2 separate regions of the Homo sapiens genome follow, and region 2 is linked to region 1. A link is an interaction called in ENCODE POLR2A ChIA-PET data of the cell type or tissue named here. Cell type or tissue: GM12878. All regions are shown on one strand. Each heading gives the region's core, and the rest is flanking DNA. Links, peaks and the distances in the headings are about the cores only. Region 1 overlaps CCDC148 (coiled-coil domain containing 148). Region 2 overlaps CCDC148 (coiled-coil domain containing 148).

What was found. Peaks named below come from ENCODE experiments on the same cell type or tissue, not always from the same donor. Only the 100,000 strongest peaks of a DNase experiment are listed, where the experiment ranks them.
Region 2: POLR2A ChIA-PET joins it to region 1 with 14 read pairs; 3 of 35 experiments call an interaction of 5 or more read pairs at or near these places.

The regions. Positions count from the first base shown.
Region 1 is chr2:158,213,077-158,216,009 of GRCh38, forward strand. All of the region lies in intron 11 of CCDC148 (coiled-coil domain containing 148), which reads right to left. The region is part of intron 4 of CCDC148-AS1 (CCDC148 antisense RNA 1); the gene reads left to right. Among named protein-coding and RNA genes, the nearest start is that of CCDC148-AS1, 48 kb to the left of the region's middle. In GM12878, for the core only: no CTCF peak of the experiment used is centred there; a DNase peak (open chromatin) is centred at 1,578.
Region 2 is chr2:158,445,725-158,448,657 of GRCh38, forward strand. The region is part of intron 1 of CCDC148 (coiled-coil domain containing 148); the gene reads right to left. It also overlaps the pseudogene RN7SL393P. Among named protein-coding and RNA genes, the nearest start is that of CCDC148, 9.6 kb to the right of the region's middle. In GM12878, for the core only: no CTCF peak of the experiment used is centred there; no DNase peak of the experiment used is centred there.

The DNA.
Region 1 (2,933 bases), core at 301-2,800:
GTCTGGAGTCTGGCCTGGGCATCAGGACTTTCAAAGGCTCCCCAAGTGATTCTAATGTAGCAAAGAATGGAATAACAGCTGCTCTAGTGTTACATGAGCATTGACTGATAAAGTTCTTAGAACCTGTAGCATCCATTTGTTGGTTGTACCCAACTTCAGTTTTTTTGGTCATGAAATGATATCTAGAGGAACTCCTTAGCTAAGTAAATCTGCTTTTAGAGATCTTTAAAATTATCTTCTGGAGTATATTGTTAAAACATTTTTAAAACATTAAAATTAGCACAAAGGAGGTAAAATGAGAAAAGCAAGCTATTTATTAAATTATAAGAAACAGCAATGGAGATAAGTAGATGAAAGGCCACAATATAATTATCCTTATTAAAGCAATAATTGGCAAATACAGAGGAATAAGATTGTTAACTACAACAGAGCTGAACTTCAGAAAAGTCAAAGATTGAACATTGTAATAAGCATTTTCAAAATGTCATAATGTAAAGGGGAGAAAGGCCCCTGTGCTTGGAAGAATGGTCTAATTTCTGCTTGCATGCTCTGCAACAGTCACTGATAATAGAAAGCAGTGATGCTAAAGATATACAACAAATGAGATATGACCGTTACATATCCTAGCTTTCTACTCCTCCCTGTGTGTAGAATCTTTCACTACCCAACATAAAGAATGCTCAGTAAAGAAAGTTTCTGGGAACAGGGTAAGTGTTTAAAAACACCTGAAAACAAAATAAACATATACATCAAAGTATCACTGCAGCTGTAGAGAACTCTACACTGCAGTGACCAGGGCACCAGTATTGGTCCCAACAAGGTTAGTTAGGAAGTGCAGTCAGTGCCCTGCTGAAAAGAAAGAACAACTACTGCATGCGAAAGAGAGACAGTTTAGCTTTCAGCAGTGGTGGGGTAGGGGGAGGGGGAGAAGACTTTGGGTAAAAATTACCATGAGGGCTAAGTGGCAACGTTTTGGGATGGCTAGAAAGGAACTTGGAGCATAGAGTTACAGAAACTAAAGAACACAAAGAATAAACATTGTGGTAAAAAAAAAAAAAAAAAAAAAAAGACAAAGATACATTCTTATGTCTATTTTGAAGACTGTCATTTGTTACCCAAGAAAACTAAAGGTATCTTTCACTTAATACTCATATTTTGATTAGCATTTTAACTTTTATACATTTCGCTATCCAGTTTGCTCACCAATTTGAAGCCCATCACAAGACAATCAATGAAACTGAAACTTACCTGTGGCAAGCACCCCAATATCCACCAATTTATTGTTGCAACATAAAAAATGAAATGAAAACTACTAGAAATTAGGTAATAAAAACACAATATTTCAAACTTTGTAGAATATGGCCAAAAATAAACAGGAAAATAAAAACTATAGTCGAGTGAATTGATTAGGAAATAAAATACATTGAAAATAAAATAACTAAAGCTTTCAACCCAAGAGGCCAGAAAAAGCACAATAATATTCAGGGTCATGTTTCATTCTTTGTCTTCCTTTAGCCTCCAACCCTGATGACATGAGTCATCAACTCTAACTCATGTAAATACTGCACACACATCTGTCAGCTTTTGTAGCACTTCTGCTTCCCGCTGTCACTTCCTTAGTTCAGATACTTTTTCTCACAGAGCTTACTGAAGGAAACTTATAATTGGCTTCTTGGTCACCAATTTCTACCTATTTCAAAAATAATTTCTGTCCTCCCCAGAAAAAAAAAAAGATGAACTTTTCTAAAGGATCTAGCAAAAGTCTAGAGCTGTAGAGCTATTTGGAAGCATGTCCCCAGGCTGGAGATTAAATTTGGTATACGTGTCAGCTCTCCTTAATAAAATTTCAATACAAAAAAAATCAACAACATTTCTAAGTGAAATTTGACATAAGAATAGCTAAGATATTTTTGAAAAGAACAATGAGTGAACACTTGTTCTACTAGATAGCAAAACAGAATAATTAGAACAGGACACTATCAATGTAGAACTATAAACATAGATCAGTTTTTAATCTAATCAAGAGTCCATATGGATATAAAAGTATAATTAGAAATGTAACATATAACAAAGGTGGCATTTTAAATCAGTGGGTAAAGATGAATCATTAAATAATTGGTGTTGAGATAGTTGGCTATCAATTTAGAACAATTTAGCTCATATCACTCATTAAAATAAGTTCCAGATGGCTACAGAACTAAATTTTAGAAGAAATATGAATAATATATACTATTTTAAAAGAATTAGGTAGGTTTATTTGCAGAGATACCATGTATCATTTTGAAGTTTGTGCTCTACAAAAATGACCCATGACCCAGAGATACAAAAGAAGTATGACATCCAGCTTTGCCTCTGCTTGTCAAGCTGTATGCCATGGTTCAGAAGGGAGTCTTTTCGTAATTTGTCCACTTGTAGTAGGAGCAATATGCACATGCCAACAGAAGGAGGCACCTTTTTCTTTTTTTTCTTTTTTTTTTTAAATTATACTTTAAAGTTCTAGGGTACATATGCACAATGTGCAGGTTTGTTACATATGTATACATGTGCCACGTTGGTGTGCTGCACCTTTTTCTAACTAGCACAAAGGACTTATATGCCAGCAGCAACCTATAAATAGAAGTTAGTAGTGAATAGTCGATTTGTACATACATAAATGCTTTTTTTACACAAATGGTTGCTATAGACTGAATGTGTCTGCTCAAAATTCATATGTTGAGGGCCTAACCCGCAATGTGATGGTATTTGGATATGTAGCCCTCACGGTGGGAGTCACGCCCTTGTAAGAAAAGACACTCAAGTACTTGCTAACTCTCTTCACCATGTGAAGTCACAGCAAGAAGGCCCCATTCTGCAAGCCAGGAAGAGACCCCTCACCAGAACCTGACCATGCTGGCACATTGATCTTGGGCTTCTAGCCTCCAGAATAGTGAGAA
Region 2 (2,933 bases), core at 337-2,836, 230 kb after region 1:
TATTTATTTTACATTCTTTAAGTGTAATCTTGTTCTAAATTATGTATATTATAAAATATAAATATAGAAAATCTATAAGTACAAGAAAAAATATAGTATGGACATATGTAGTATAGACAATTCGAATAAATGTTAGTGAAAATTATGTGATGGACTATGCTTCACTACTTGAAAATCTTGGTTTAATGGTTGGTCATAGAAGAATTCAAACTCTAAGGACAGTTCACCCCCATACTTGGCTTTAATGAATATAGTCATTAAAATAGACACTGGAAAAAATATGGAAGAAGTACAAAATAGGCTTTATGTAATCAACTATGATACTCAAATTTCAATTCCAGGGCCGGGGGCTATGGCTTACATCTGTAATCCCAACACTTTGGGAGGCCAAAATGGGAGGATCATTTGAGGCTAGGGGTTTAAGACCAGTCTGGGCAACATAGTGAGACCCCATCTCTACAAAAAAACTACAATGTAAAAATTAGCCAGGCATGGTGGCCCATGCCTGTAGTCCCAGCTACTCAGGAGGCTGAGGCAGGATTGCTTGACCCCAGGAGTTTGAGGCTGCAGTGAACTATGGTCACACCACAGCACTCTAGCTATCTGACAGGGCAAGAACTTGTCTCAAAAAAAAAAAGAATCAATTCCATCCACCAATTATGCAAAGATTGTAATTTAGTCTTTTTCTCTAGTAAATTTCTGGCTTCTCTGAGGTCAACTAGTTTTCCTCACAAAGTTTTTTTTTAATGTTTAACAGCTGGGTTCTGAGCCACTGAAATGCCATTAGGAATATTTTTAATCATGTTAGAAAATGTTTTCAAATTTATTAAGTGTTCATATAAGGGAGTTTTAAGATGTGTTTATGCCATTATTTTTAAAGTTTTTTATTTATAATAGCTTTATTGGGGTCTAATTTACAATTCATAAAATATACCCATTAGAACTGTATTATTTTTAATAAATGTATTGTTGTGGAACCATTACCACTATCCACTTTTAGGACATTAACATCACCAGAAAACATTCAGTCATAACCACTTGTATTAAATCCTCCCATCCCAGTCTAAGGTAATCACTGATCTGTCTTCTATCTCCATATTTTTTCCCTTTTTGGGAGTTTCATATAAATGGTATCATACAAATGAGGCCTCTTGTCTGGCTTTTTCTCTCTTGGCATAATATTTTGGAGGTTTATCCATATTGTACCATGTATCAGTAGTTCATTATTTTTAGAGATGAATAGTATTCGAGTATGCCATGTTTTGTTTTGTCAATCATCAGGTGATATTTAGATTATTTCCAATGTTTTGCTATTATTAACAATATTGCTACTGTTCATGTAAAAGTCTGTGTGGACATACATATTTATTTCTATTGAAGTAAGATTGCTGGGTCATATGGTATAAGTTTATATTTATATATATGACTTATTCTTTTTTAAAGAGAATAGGCCTCTCTACATTGCATAGACGGGCGTGCAGTGGTATCGATATGTGCAATCCCACTACTGATCAGCACAGGAGTTTTGACCTGCCCTGTTTCCAACCTGAGCTGCTTCACCTCTCCTGAGGCAACGTGGTGGTCCCTTCTTCCCAGGAAGTCACCATATTGATGCATAACAGTACAGACACCTGATCAGCATAGTGCACTATAGCCCAGAACTCCTGAACTCCAGGGATCCTCCTGCCTCAGCCATCTGAGAAGCTGGGTCTACATGCATGCAACATTGTGTCTGGCTATGTTTATGTTTTCAATAAGTTGCTAAATGACTCCAAAAAGTGTGTATACCATTACACATTTAGCAATTTATGAGAGTTGCAGTTTTTTCACATCTTTGTCATCACTGTGTATTGTCAATTTTTGGTTTATAACCATTTTACTGGTAGTGTACTGGTATCGTATTGTGGTTGTAATTTGCATTTCCCTAATATGTTGAACATCTTTTCATGTGCTTATTAATCATTTGTATACCTTTTTGGTGAAATCTCTATTAAAACATTTTATTTTTAATTGAATTGCTTATCTTATTTTTCACATTTAGCATGCTTTATATATTCTAGATACAAGTACTTTATCAGATATTTGACCTAGGAATTTTTTCACAGGCTGTTATTTGTCTTTTCACTTTCTTACCAGTATCTTTTGGAGGGCAAAACTTTTCATTTTTATAAAATGCAATTTATCAATTTCTTCTTTAATGGATCACAATTTTGGTATTGTATCTAAAGAAACCTTTCCAAAAGCAAGGTTGCAGAGATTTTCTACTGTTTTCAGATATAATTTTAGCTCTTACAGGTAGGTCTGTGATATATATAAATTTTTTTCTGTATGGTGTTTGGTAAGAATTTAAGTTCAGTATTTTGCATATGAATATGCAATTATTCCAGTAGTATTTCTTTAAAAAAAATCCCTTTCACTATTGCTCTGCCTTGTCATCTTTGCTGAAAACCAACTGATTGTAAATATATTAATTTCTGTACCTTCTATTTCATTGATCTAAGTGTCTATCATTATGCCAATATTACATCCTATTATTATAGCTTTATAAGTTTTGAAATTAGTATTGTAATAACTCTTACCTTTTTTTTACAAGATTGTTTTTGATATGTATTTCCATTTTATTTTTTTTTTATTTATTTTTGAGATGGGGTCTCATTCTGTTATCCAGGCTGGAGTTCAGTGGTGTGATCACAGCTCACTGCAGCCTTGACTTCCTGGGCTCCAGCCATCCTCCCACCTCAGACCCCTGAGGAGCTGGGACCACAGGTGTGAGCCACCATGCCTAATTTTTGTATTTTTGGTAGAGATAGGGTTTTGCCATGTTACCCAGGCTGGTCTTCAACTCCTGAGCTCAAGCAATCCACCCCGCTCGGCCTTCCAAAGTGCTGGGATCACAGGCATGAGCCACTGCACCCGGCCTGTATTTCCATTTT